2 separate regions of the Homo sapiens genome follow, and region 2 is linked to region 1. A link is an interaction called in ENCODE POLR2A ChIA-PET data of the cell type or tissue named here. Cell type or tissue: HCT116. All regions are shown on one strand. Links, peaks and the distances in the headings refer to the core of each region. The heading gives the core; the rest is flanking DNA. Region 1 overlaps TRIM65 (tripartite motif containing 65). Region 2 overlaps TEN1 (TEN1 subunit of CST complex).

Region 1 (7,096 bases), core at 138-5,137:
AAACTCTGGCAGAGTAAGGAGGCCGTTCGTGTATGTGTGCCCCTGTGTGTGCGTGTGCAAGGAAGTGCCTGTGTGTGCTGTGAGCACGTGTGTGTGTGCATGTTCGTATGCACGTGTGAGTGAGGGGGGCACTTGTTTTGACTGTCCTGCCGGGACATCTGAGCCTGGTCCCACCCGCTGCACACCTCGTGCACATCCACCCTGAAGCAGACGCAGCCAGTGTGCGTTGAAGGACAGAGTCTGGGGCACAGACCCGTAATTCTTCCACTTAACACTGAGTTAATGGCTCTCAGAGCCCCAGTTTTCTCAGCTGTGAACGGGGCTGATAGAGGATTCCGCCTGCGAGGTCGTGGCGAGGATTAAGTGCTATGGTGACGGCCGGTGCTCAGCGTGCCTGGCGGAGGTTTAGCAGCGGATAAATGGAGATCTGGTTGTGCTGTCTTCCCCCAGCCCACTGCTGTCCTCCTTTCCCCAACAGATTATCGCAATCTGACCTTTGATCCAGTCAGCGCCAACCGTCACTTCTATCTGTCGCGCCAGGACCAGCAGGTGAAGCACTGTCGTCAGTCCCGGGGCCCAGGCGGGCCCGGCAGCTTTGAGCTCTGGCAGGTGCAATGTGCCCAGAGCTTCCAGGCCGGGCACCACTACTGGGAGGTGCGCGCGTCAGACCACTCGGTGACACTGGGCGTCTCCTACCCGCAACTGCCACGGTGCAGGCTGGGGCCCCACACAGACAACATTGGCCGGGGACCCTGCTCCTGGGGGCTCTGCGTCCAGGAGGACAGCCTCCAGGCCTGGCACAACGGGGAAGCCCAGCGCCTCCCAGGGGTGTCAGGGCGGCTCCTGGGCATGGATTTGGACCTGGCCTCAGGCTGCCTCACCTTCTACAGCCTGGAGCCCCAGACCCAGCCCCTGTACACCTTCCATGCCCTCTTCAACCAGCCCCTCACCCCCGTCTTCTGGCTCCTCGAGGGTAGGACCCTGACCCTGTGCCATCAGCCAGGGGCTGTGTTCCCTCTGGGGCCCCAGGAAGAGGTGCTCAGCTGAAGAAGGCATGGGATGGAGCCCTGGCATAGCTGCCACCATGCCTATGTGCCCAAGAGCTGCCCAGCTTCAGCTTGGGGACTGGAGGACCAGCTGTTGGCCTCTCTGTTAACTCAGAAAGAGATGGGAGGTTGGGGGAGGTGAGCATAAACGCAGAGTTCACTGTTGCAGCCTTTTTGAAGGGGACACAGTCTAGGAGGGGGATAAATGGGATGCCCTTGCCCCAGAGAGAACCCAGTTCTAGGTACTGTCTGGGCCTGGGAGGCGAGAGCAGTGCCCAGGGGACTTCTGGGCTTACAGGACAGCGTGTGTGACAAAATTCAGATCTACCTGAACTTGCCTCTGGAGATGATAAGGGCCAAAGGAGCAGTCAGGGAGGGGCGGTGAGCCAGAGTAGTCCCAGGGGGAGACAGATTCCTCCCTCCTCCCCGCCTGCAGCTCTCTTTAATTTTTTGTAACATTTGGAGAGACGTCCGTCCTGTCTTGTAGTCTTTTTATTTTGTGCATCCTTATAATTGTATTCTACAAACAATTTTGTTTTCTGCATTTAAACATTTTTGTGTTTTTAGGAGATGGTCTTGCTCTGTCACTCAGGCTGGAGTACAGTGGCACAATCATGGCTCACTGCAGCCTCGAGCTCCTGAGCTCAAAGGATCCTCCCACCTCAGCCTCCAGAGTAGCTCAGATTACAGTGTTTTCTGAAGTTTCCTGACTTAACATAAGCATTTTTCACATGATTGAAAATTTTCACTGATTGCTGTAGTCATTCTAATGACTATCAAGTTTATTTATCCATTATTGGACATTTAAATTTCTTTCTTTTTAGCTATACAAACATTGATGTGTTTTTTTTGAGACAGGATCTCCATCTGTCACCCAGGCTGGTGTGCAGGGGTGCGGTCATGGGCTCATGGGATTCTCCTACCTCAGCCTCCTGAGTAGCTGGGATTACAGGTGTATGCCACCACGCCTGGCTTATGATGAATATTTCTGAGTGGGATGTTTGGCCACATTTATGGTCATGTATGTAGGCTGTTACCTCAAGTGAGTCACTCAGGGAACAATGAGCACTTGAAGATTTTTTTATACAAAAGGCCACAGTGAGGCCACCTTGAGTCAAGCCGACTAAGGCCCCTCAACCCTGTCACTAAGCAGCACGTGACACTGGCAGGACCTTCATCTCCAGCATCCCACCCCTGGGTGTGGGACTTTGGGGCAGCCGTGTGTGCAGGTGTCGGCACAGGCTAGCTCCTCCTGGTTTGGTGTGGTGTTTGCCATTGCAGAGCAAGCTGCCACGAAGACCCCTGGGCATGATTTTGCTTGTATTTCCGGAAGTGGGGTTGCTGGGTCATAGGGCAGGTGTAATTTTTTTTACTTGAAATGTTCCACTTCTTGTTCTGGGAGGTGGTTCCAAGGGTGTCTGCTTTTGGCCAGGCGCAGTGGCTCACGCTTGTAATCCCAGCACTTTGGGAGGCCGAGGCAGGCGGATCACAAGGTCAGGAGTTCGAGACCAGCCTGGCCAACAAGGCAAAACCCCGTCTCTACTAAAAATACAAAAATTAGCCGGGCATGGTGGTGTGCGCCTGTAATCCCAGCTACTGGGGAGGCTGAGGCAGAAGAATCGCTTGAACCCAGGAGGTGAGGTTGCAGTGAGCTGAGATTGCACCACTGGACTACAGCCTGGGTGACAGAGCGAGACTCTGTCTCAAAAAAAAAAAAAAAAAGGGAGGGCTGTCTGCTTTTTGTAACTTGAAAAACTGGACATCTATGTTATATGTACTCATGGATAAATATTTCACAATAAAACTTTTTAAAAGGATAATACGTGTAATATACATACCCCCAATATATATAATGTTTTTATATTTGTAAAAAAAAAAAACCTCCCACGACGACCCCACCCCGATCACTGCCGTCATTGCAGCCTCCATCTTGTGGCCCTGCTCCTAGCCTGTGGCTGTTTGTTCAAGAGCAGGGCAGGGCCTTGGATTGGCACAGCCCAGGCAAGGACTTTCCAGCAAGATCCTCAGGTGGGAGCTCCCCAGACATGGGAAGGGAATCTGACATGTGCAGCCCCACAGCCAGGAGGCGGGCAGGACCTTGCTGACCAGCTAGGGGCAATGGTGGGAGCTGAAAGCCCAGCCAGGCAGGATGTATTGGCCTGGCCAGATGGCTGTCATTGCTGTCCCCACCTCATAGTCCCTCCTAATCCAAGGCTGCAGCAGAAGCACCCAACGGGCTGAGCCGCGCTCTGAAAGGGGCAGAGAGAGGAAGAGTTGGCCCCTTTCTGCTTCTGAGGTGGGAGGTGTTTGGGGTCATTTATTATGTGAAATTCATCTTCCTATTGGGTGGTGGTTCTTTCTATATTCTGCGAGCGTGTTCTATATTATTAATAATAACCCCTTTTTCTTTCTTTCTTTTTTTTTTTTGAGACAGAGTCTTGCTCTGTCGCCCAGGCTGGAGTACAATAGCGTGATCTCAGCTCACTGCAAGCTCCGCCTCCCGGGTTCAAGCGATCTTCCTGCCTCAGCCTCCCGAGTAGCTGGGATTATAAGCGCACACCACCACACCCGACTAATATTTATTTATTTATTTATTTATTTATTTATTTATTTATATATTTTTTGAGACAGAGTCTCACTCTGTTGCCCAGGCTGGAGTGCAGTGGCTCAATCTCGGCTCACTGCAAGCTCTGCCTCCTGGGTTCACACCATTCTCCTGCCTCAGCCTCCCAAGTAGCTGGGACTACAGGCACCTGCCACCACGCCCAGCTAACTTTTTGTATTTTTTAGTAGAGACAGGGTTTCACCGTGTTAGCCAGGATGATCTCGATCTCCTGACCTTGTGATCCACCCACCTTGGCCTCTCAAAGTGCTGGGATTACAGGCGTGAGCCACCACGCCCGGCGTAATTTTTGTATTTTTAGTAGAGATGGGGTTTCACCATGTTGGTCAGATTGGTCTCAAACTCTTGACCTCGTGATCCACCCGCCTGGGCCTCCCAAAGTGCTGGGATTACAGGCGTGAGTCGCCATGTCCGGCCCCCCTCTTTTCTTCCTAATGGACAGCCTCCCAAGTCAACATAGGCTCAGAGACTCCCACCCTTTATCTTTTTTTCTTTTTTTTTTTTTTTTTTGAGACGGAGTCTCACTCTGTCACCCAGGCTAGAGTGCGGTGGTACAGTCTTGGCTCACTGCAACCTCTGCCTCCTGGGTTCATGCCATTCTCCTGTCTCAGCCCCCAGAGTAGCTAGGACTACAGGCACCCGCCACCATGCCCAGCTAATTTGTTTTGTTTTTGAGACAGGGTTGCACTCTGTTGCCCAGGCTGGAGTGCAGTGGAGCAATCTCAGCTCAGTGCAACCCCTGCCTTCCACATTCAAGTGATTCTCCTGCCTCAGCCTCCCGAGTAGCTTGGATTATAGGCGCCCACCACCACACCCAGCTAATTTTTGTATTTTTAGTAGAGTCATGGTTTCACCAGTTTGGCCAGGCTGGTCTCAAACTCCTGACCCATGTCATCTGCCTGCCTCAGCCTCCCAAAGGGATCCACACCTGGGATTGCAGGTGTGAGCCATTGCTTTTTTTTTCTTTTTGCTTTTTCTCTTCTTTTTTTTTTTTTTTTTTTTAAGAGATGGGGCCTCACTCTGTCACCCTGGCTGGAGTGCAAGGGCAGGATGCAACCTCTGCCTCCCGGGCTCAAGTGATCCTTCCTCCTCCTGCCTCAGCCTCCTGAGTAGCTGGAACTACAGTCGCATACCACCTCGCCCAGCTAATTTTTAAATTTCTTGTCAAGAATGGGGTTCTCACTGTGTTGCCCAGGCTGGTCCTGAACTCCTAGCTTCAAGTGATCCATGCCCAGCCAGCCGAACTGATTCTGATAGAACTCTCCACCGTCTCTCCAGGAAAACGCACGCTGGTATCGAGGGAAAAGGCAGCACAGAGTTGGGATGTGACATTTGGAAAGGGGACGTGTTTGATTAGCTTGTGGGTGTTTCCAGCATGTCTGGCCTACCCACCAGACCCCCTTACAGATTCTGGGCTTCAGTTGTGCACAATCAGGTGGATGGTCACCCAGAGACAGAACAAGGGCAGGAGAGGTTGTGAAAGACAGGGACCTCACAGGCCAGCTGGATTGGAGGGAGTTGGATTGGAGGCCAGAGAGGTGTATTAGTCTGTTTTTGTGCGCTAATAAAGACATACCTGAGACTGGGCAATTTATAAAGGAAAGACGTTTTTGGTTTTTTTTTTTTTTTTTTTTTGAAACGGAGTCTCGCTCTGTCACCCAGGCTAGAGTTCAGTGGCACAATCTCGGCTCACTGCAAGCTCCACCTCCTGGGTTCACGCCATTCTCCTGCCTCAGCCTCCTGAGTAGCTGGGACTACAGGTGCCCGCCACCACGCCCGGCTAGTTTTTTGTATTTTTAGTAGAGACGGGGTTTCACCACGTTAGCCAGGATGGTCTCGATCTCCTGACCTCGTGATCCGCCCGCCTCGGCCTCCCAAAGTGCTGGGATTACAGGTGTGAGCCACCGCGCCTAGCCAGGAAAGAGGTTTAATGGACTCACAGTTTCACATGCCTGGGGAGGCCTCACAATCATGGTAGAAAGCGAAGGAGGAGCAAAGGCATGTCTCATATGGTGGCAGGCAGGCAAGGAAAGCGTGTGCAGGCGAACTGCCCTTTATGAAACCATCAGATCTCGTGAGACTTATTCATTACCATGAGAACAGCATGGGAAAAACCAGCCCCCATGATTCAATTACCTCCCACCAAGTCCCTCCCACGACACGTGGGGATCATGGGAGCTGGGATTCAAGATAAGATTTGGGTGGGGACACAGCCAAACCATATCAGAGGTGAAGGGTAAAGAGAACAAGGGGATGTGCCTTTCCAGGCAGGATAGGAGCAGGACGCTGCCTGGAACTGAGGCTTTGAGTAGCATCAAGCTGGAAGGTAGAAGACAATGGAGCCAGCCCTTGAGATCCTGGGGGACTGGATTTCCATCCTAGGATTCCATGCCCAGCCAAACTGTCAGTCAGGGATGAAGCCCGAACAGAGACACTTGCAGACACGTCAGCCTCCATCCTCAGGAAGCACCCAGAGGGCAGACTTTTCAAAAATGAAGAAGTAAATCAGTGAAGGGAAAAGGGAGGTCTGGGATCCAGGAAACGGGGAATTCAACACAAAGGAGAAGTAATCAAGCATCTGCAGTCTCCAGAAACATGAGCACAAACAAGCTGGCTGGGCGCGGTGGCTCCCGCCTGCAATCGCAGCACTTCGGGAGGCTGCAAACCTCCCTAGGAAATGTGGTAACACACCTCTCTACCAAAAATACAAAAATTAGTTGGCCATGGTGGTGCACACCTGTGGTCCCAGCTACTTGGGAGGCTGAACTGGGAGGATTGCTGGAGCCCAGGATGTTAAGGCTGTAGTGAGCTGTGATCTCACCAGCCTGGGTGACAGAACAAGACCCTTTCTTTAACTAAATAAATAAATATTTAAAAATTAAAAAGTTACACAAGGCTTAGCAATGTCTTGAGTTAAAAAAGGGAACCTGGGGCTGGACACAGTGGCTCACGCCTGTAATCCCAGCACTTTGGGAGGCCGAGGCAGGTGGATCACGAGGTCAGGAGTTCGAGACCAACCTGGCCAATATGGTGAAACCCCGTCTCTACTAAAAATACAAAAATTAGCTGGGTGTGGTGGGCACCTATAGTCCCAGCTGAGGCTGAGGCAGAAGAATCGCTTTAACCCGGGAGGCAGAGGTTGCAGTGAGCCAAGATTGCACCACTGCACTCCCGCCTGGGTCACAGAGCAAGACTCTGTCTCAAAAAAAAAAAAAAAAGGAACTCAAGTGGGGCGAGGTGGCTCACACCTGTAATCCCAACACTTTGGGAGGCTGTGATGGGCGGATTACATGAGCCCAGGAGTTCAGGACCAGCGTGGTCCTGAAAACCACGTATATGGTGAAAACCCATATCTACAAAAAATACAAAAATTAGCCTGGCATGGTGGCGTGCGCCTGTGGTCCCAGCTTCCTGGGAGGCTAAGGCA
Region 2 (5,000 bases), core at 1-5,000, 100 kb before region 1:
TGCTGTTGGGTCACGAGCCCATTTCTCACTGACTGCCCCGAAGACTGCCCCAGCTCAGGCCCCAGGATGAGAAAGGGGATCTGAGGCTGCAGCTCACCCTGCTGATGCTGGAGCTCCCCGAGGACGATGTACAGGGAGCCCACCTGGGCGTGGAAGGGCTCCACCAACTTGGTACAGACAAGAACCTGGTGCTGATCGGATCCGTGCTGAGCCATCAGTGTTACTCTGGACTGAATCATGTCATAGAGGCACAACCTGGAAGGCAGAAGAAATGCAATAATTTCCATCCATACGTAGAATCACCACCACGCTCAAAAGGTTTGCATGGCCAAGAAATCTATAGAAAAGTGTTCAGCCTCAGTCTCATCACAGAAATGCAAATTGCAGCAACAAACCAGAAAAAAATGTTTCAGTCTACACTGTAGAATATGAAGGAATTCCTTTTAATTTTCATCTCCTTGCCTTCAATTTTCTTAATGGCATATTTTGATAAGCAGAAGCTTTTAATTTTGTTGATGATCAGTTTATTCATTTTTTTCTTTTTCTTTTTTCTTTTTTTTTTTTTTTTTTTGAGATGGAGTCTCGCTTTGTTGCCCAGGCTGGAGTGCAATGGAGCAATCTCGGCTCACTGCAACCTCCGCCTCCTGGGTTCAAGCAATTCTTGTGCCTCAGCCTCCCGAGTAGCTGGGATTACAGGTGCCTGCCACCAGGCCTGGCTAATTTTTGTATTTTTAGTAGAGAAGGGGTTTTACCATATTGTCCAGGCTGGTCTCCAACTCCTGACCTCAAGGGATCCACCCACCTCAGCCTCCCAAAGTACTGGGATTACAGGCATGAGCCACCACACCTGATCATTTTTTTCTTTTATGACTTTTGCTTTCTATGTCTTGTCTAAGAAATCTTTTTCTTCCTTTCTTTTTTTTTTTTTTCTGTATCCCAGGCTGCAGCCTTGACCTTCCAGGCTGCTCAAGCAATCCTCCCATCTCAGCCTCCTGAGTAGCTGGGACTATAGGTACTTGCCATCACACGTGGCTAATATTTTAATTTTTTGTACAGACAGGGTTTTGCTATGTTGTCCACACTGGTCTCGAACTCCTGGGCTCACGTGATCCACCTGCCTCAGCCTCCCAAAGTGCTGGGATTACACTCATGAGCCACTGTGCCTGGCCATCTTTTTTTTTTCAATATGGGCTACAAATGCTATAAATAGAAAAAAAAAAAAGAAATCTTTGCCTACTCAAAGTTGTAAAGATATTCTGCTGTTTACTTGAGACATTTCAGTCTTAGCTTGTAATCTATGACACAGTGTAAATTTTTTTTTGTATGTTGTGAAGTAAAGATCAAGATGTTTTCCCCTACCATAAGAATATCTAGCTGGGCGTGGTGGCTCATGCTGGTAATCCCAGCACTTTGGGAGGCCAAGGCAGATGGATCACTTGAGTCCAAGAGTTTGAGACCAACCTGGGCAACATGTTGAAACCCTGTCTCTACTAAAAATATAAAAAAAATTAGCCAGGCATGGTGGCACGCAGCTGTGGTCCCAGATACTTGGGAGGCCAAGACGGGAGGATCACTGGAGCCCAAGAGGCAGAGGCTGCAGTGAGCCGAGATCGTACCACTGCACTCCAGTCTGGGCAACAGAGCAAGACTCCGTCTCAAAAAAAAAAAAATCTAGGTTGGGCATGGTGGCTCACATCTGTAATCCCAGCACTTTGGGAGGCTGAGGCAAGAGGATTGCTTGAGCCCAGGTGTTAGAGACCAGCCTGGGCAATACAGCGAGATGCCGTCTCTATAATTTTTTTTTTTTTTTAATTAGCCAGGTACAGTGGTGCACGCCTGTGGTCTCAGCTACTTGGGAGGCTGAGGGGTCAAGGCTGTTGTGAGCCATGATCATGTCACTTGCACTTCAGCCTGGGCGACACAGTGTCAATATCCAGTAGTTCCACTTGTTGAAAGGACTATGCTTTCCCTACTGAATTATCTTGATGTCTTTATTGAAAATCAATAAAGCCAGGCACGATGGCTCACGCCTGTAATCCCAGCACTTTGGTAGGCTGAGGCAGACAGATCACAAGGTCAAGAGATGGAGACCATCCTGGCCAACATGGTGAAATCCCATCTCTACTTAAAAAAATACAAAAATTAGCTGGGTGTGGTGGGGCACGCCTGTAATCCCACCTACTTGGGAGGCTGAGACAGGAGAATCGCTTGAACCAGGGAGTTGGAGGTTGCAGTGAGCCAAGCTCACGCCACTGCACTCCAGCCTGGCGACAGAGCAAGACTCCATCTCAATTTAAAAAAACAAAAAAGGCCAGGTGCGGTGGCTCACATCTGTAATCCCAGCACTTTGGGAGGCCTAGGCAGGCAGATCACGAGGTCAGGAGATCGAGACCATCCTGGCTAACACGGTGAAACCCCATCTCTACAAAAACAAAAAAAAAACAAAAAAAAAAATTAGCCGGGCGTGGTGGCAGGTGCCTGTAGTCCCAGCTACTTGGGAGGCTGAGGCAGGAGAATGGCGTGAACCTGGGAGGCAGAACTTGCAGTGAGCTGAGATCGCGCCACTGCACTCCAGCCTGGGCAACAGAGCAAGGCTCTGTCTCAAAAAAAGAAAAAAAGAAAAGAAAATCAATAAAGAATTGGCTAAGTAGGCCGGGCGTGGTGGCTCACGCCTGTAATCCCAGCACTTTGGGGGGCCGAGGCGGGTGGATTACAAGGTCAGGAGTTCGAGACCAGCCTGGCCAAGATGGTGAAACACCGTTTCTACTAAAAAATAAAAAAAATTAGCCGGGTGTGATGGCAGTTGCCTGTAATACCAGCTACTCGGGAGGCTGAGGCAGGAGAATCGCTTGAACCTGGCAGGCAGAGGTTGCAGTGAGCCGAGATTGCACCACTGCACTCCAGCCTGGTGACAGAGTTAGACTCCGTCTCAAAAAAAAACAAAAGACTTGGCTAAGTAAATGATGCAATATCACCACAGTGAAACAAAATGGAACCATTCAAAATGATGATATAGATCTACATGTCTGAGATGGCACTAGGTCTACCATACACAGCTAAGTAAATAAATGCTACAATACAGTAATATAATAGGATCTCATCTAGGTTAAAATATTGCTTTCTTCTTCTTTTCTTTTTTTTTTTTTTTTTTTTTTTTTTGAGGCAGGATCTCACTCTGTCACCCAGGATAAAGTACAGTGGTGCAGTCTCGGCTCACTGCAGCCTAAACCTCCCAGGTTCAGGTGATCCTCCCACTTCAGCCTCCCCAGTAGCTGGGGCTACAGGCGCACACTGCCATGCCTGGCTAATTTTTTGTATATTTTGTAGAGACAGGGTTTCACCATGTTGCCCAGGCTTGTCTCAAACTCCTGGACTCAAGCAATCCTCCCACCTCAGCCTCCCAAAGTGCTAGGATCACAGGTGTAAGCCTCCACACCCAGCCCTTAACTAGGTTAAAATACTTCTTTTTTTTTTTTTTTTGAGGCCGAATTTCACTCTTGTCACCCAGGCTGGAGTGTAATGGCATGATCTCAGCTCACTGCCACCTCTGCCTCCCGGGTTCAAGCAATTCTCCTGCCTCAGCCTCCCGAATAGCTGGGATTACAGGCGCCTGCCACCACACCTGGCTAATTTTTGTATTTTTTATAGAGACGGGGTTTCACCATGTTGGCCAGGCTGGTTTTGAACTTCTGACCTCAGGTGATCTGCCCACTTAGGCTTCCCAAAGTGTTGGCATTACAGGCGTGAACCACCGCACCCAGGCTAGGTTAAAATACTAGTCTTTTTTTTTTTTTTTTTTTTTTTGAGATGGAGTCTCACCCTGTCCCCCAGGCTGGAGTGCAGTGGCGCAATCTCAGCTCACTGCAACCTCCACCTCCTAGGTTTAAGCGATTCTCCTGCCTCAGCCTCCTGAGTAGCTGGGATTATAGGCACCCACCACCAAGCCCGGCTAATTTTTGTATTTTTAGTAGAGACAGGGTTTCGCCATTTTGGTCCGGCTAGTCTCAAACTCCTGACCTCAGGTGATCCGCCTGCCTCGGCCTCCCAAAGTGCTGGGGTTACAGGCGTGAGCCACCGCACCTGGCCTAGGTTAAAATACTTCTATATGTATGTACACGTGTCTCTAAGATGGTCCCCTGTGATTCTCACCCCCGATATTTACATCCTTGTGCATCCCCTACGATGCTGAGTAAGGCTGACCTGTGTAATCAGTAGGATACTGCAGAAATGACTGAGACTGACTCTGGAAGCTAAGTCATGAAAGACACTGTGGTTTTCACCCTGCTCTTTCTCTTGGTCACTGCTTCTGGCAGAAACTGCTGTGTTATGAGGACCCTCACACAGAACTACAGAGAAATCCACATTGTCTGGAACTGAGTTATCTTGCCAAGAGCCAGCACTAATTTGCCAAACGTGAACAAGCCATCTTGGAAGTAGAGGTCCTGGCCCCAGTCAAGCCTCCAGATAACTGCAGCCCTGGCCAACATCTGGATGCCACTCCCATGAGCGACCCTGAGCCAGATCCAAACAGTTAAACCACTCCCAAATTCCTGACCCACAGTAACTATGAGACAATAATTATTTTAAATTTGGGGGAGGCTGGGCACAGTGGCTTACGCCTGTAATCCCAGCACTTTGGGAGGCTGAGTCAGGAGGATCGCTTGAGCCCAGGAGTTAGACACCAGCCTTGAGAATATAGGGATACCCTGTCTCTACGAAAAACTAAAATTGTGTGTATGGGTAATATGTTACATAGCAATATATAACTGATAAATAACTGACAGAGTATATATGTATATACGTATATTGGGTGTCTCCATACCCACCCACATATACAAACACATACATATGGAAAAGCACGAGGATAATCACCAAAGGTTAGCAGTGGTTGTCTGGGTAATGGGATTATGGGTGACTTTTCCTTCCTCTCTACACCTTTATGGACTATCTACACTTTTTACAATGAATATTAATTTTTTCAATATATATATGTATATATA

What was found. ChIA-PET counts read pairs that join two places held together with the same protein. Peaks named below come from ENCODE experiments on the same cell type or tissue, not always from the same donor. Only the 100,000 strongest peaks of a DNase experiment are listed, where the experiment ranks them.
Region 2: POLR2A ChIA-PET joins it to region 1 with 5 read pairs; 14 of 35 experiments call an interaction of 5 or more read pairs at or near these places.

Annotation. Positions count from the first base shown.
Region 1 is chr17:75,884,730-75,891,825 of GRCh38, reverse strand. TRIM65 (tripartite motif containing 65) reads left to right here. Exons shown (of 6, transcript NM_173547.4): 5 at 1-13; 6 at 479-2,863. The coding sequence ends at 1,047. Among named protein-coding and RNA genes, the nearest start is that of TRIM65, 8.7 kb to the left of the region's middle. In HCT116, for the core only: no CTCF peak of the experiment used is centred there; a DNase peak (open chromatin) is centred at 2,125.
Region 2 is chr17:75,986,721-75,991,720 of GRCh38, reverse strand. It overlaps TEN1 (TEN1 subunit of CST complex), which reads right to left. Exons shown (of 4, transcript NM_001113324.3): 3 at 98-255. TEN1-CDK3 (TEN1-CDK3 readthrough (NMD candidate)) reads right to left here. Exons shown (of 10, transcript NR_037709.1): 3 at 98-255. Among named protein-coding and RNA genes, the nearest start is that of TEN1, 10 kb to the right of the region's middle. In HCT116, for the core only: no CTCF peak of the experiment used is centred there; no DNase peak of the experiment used is centred there.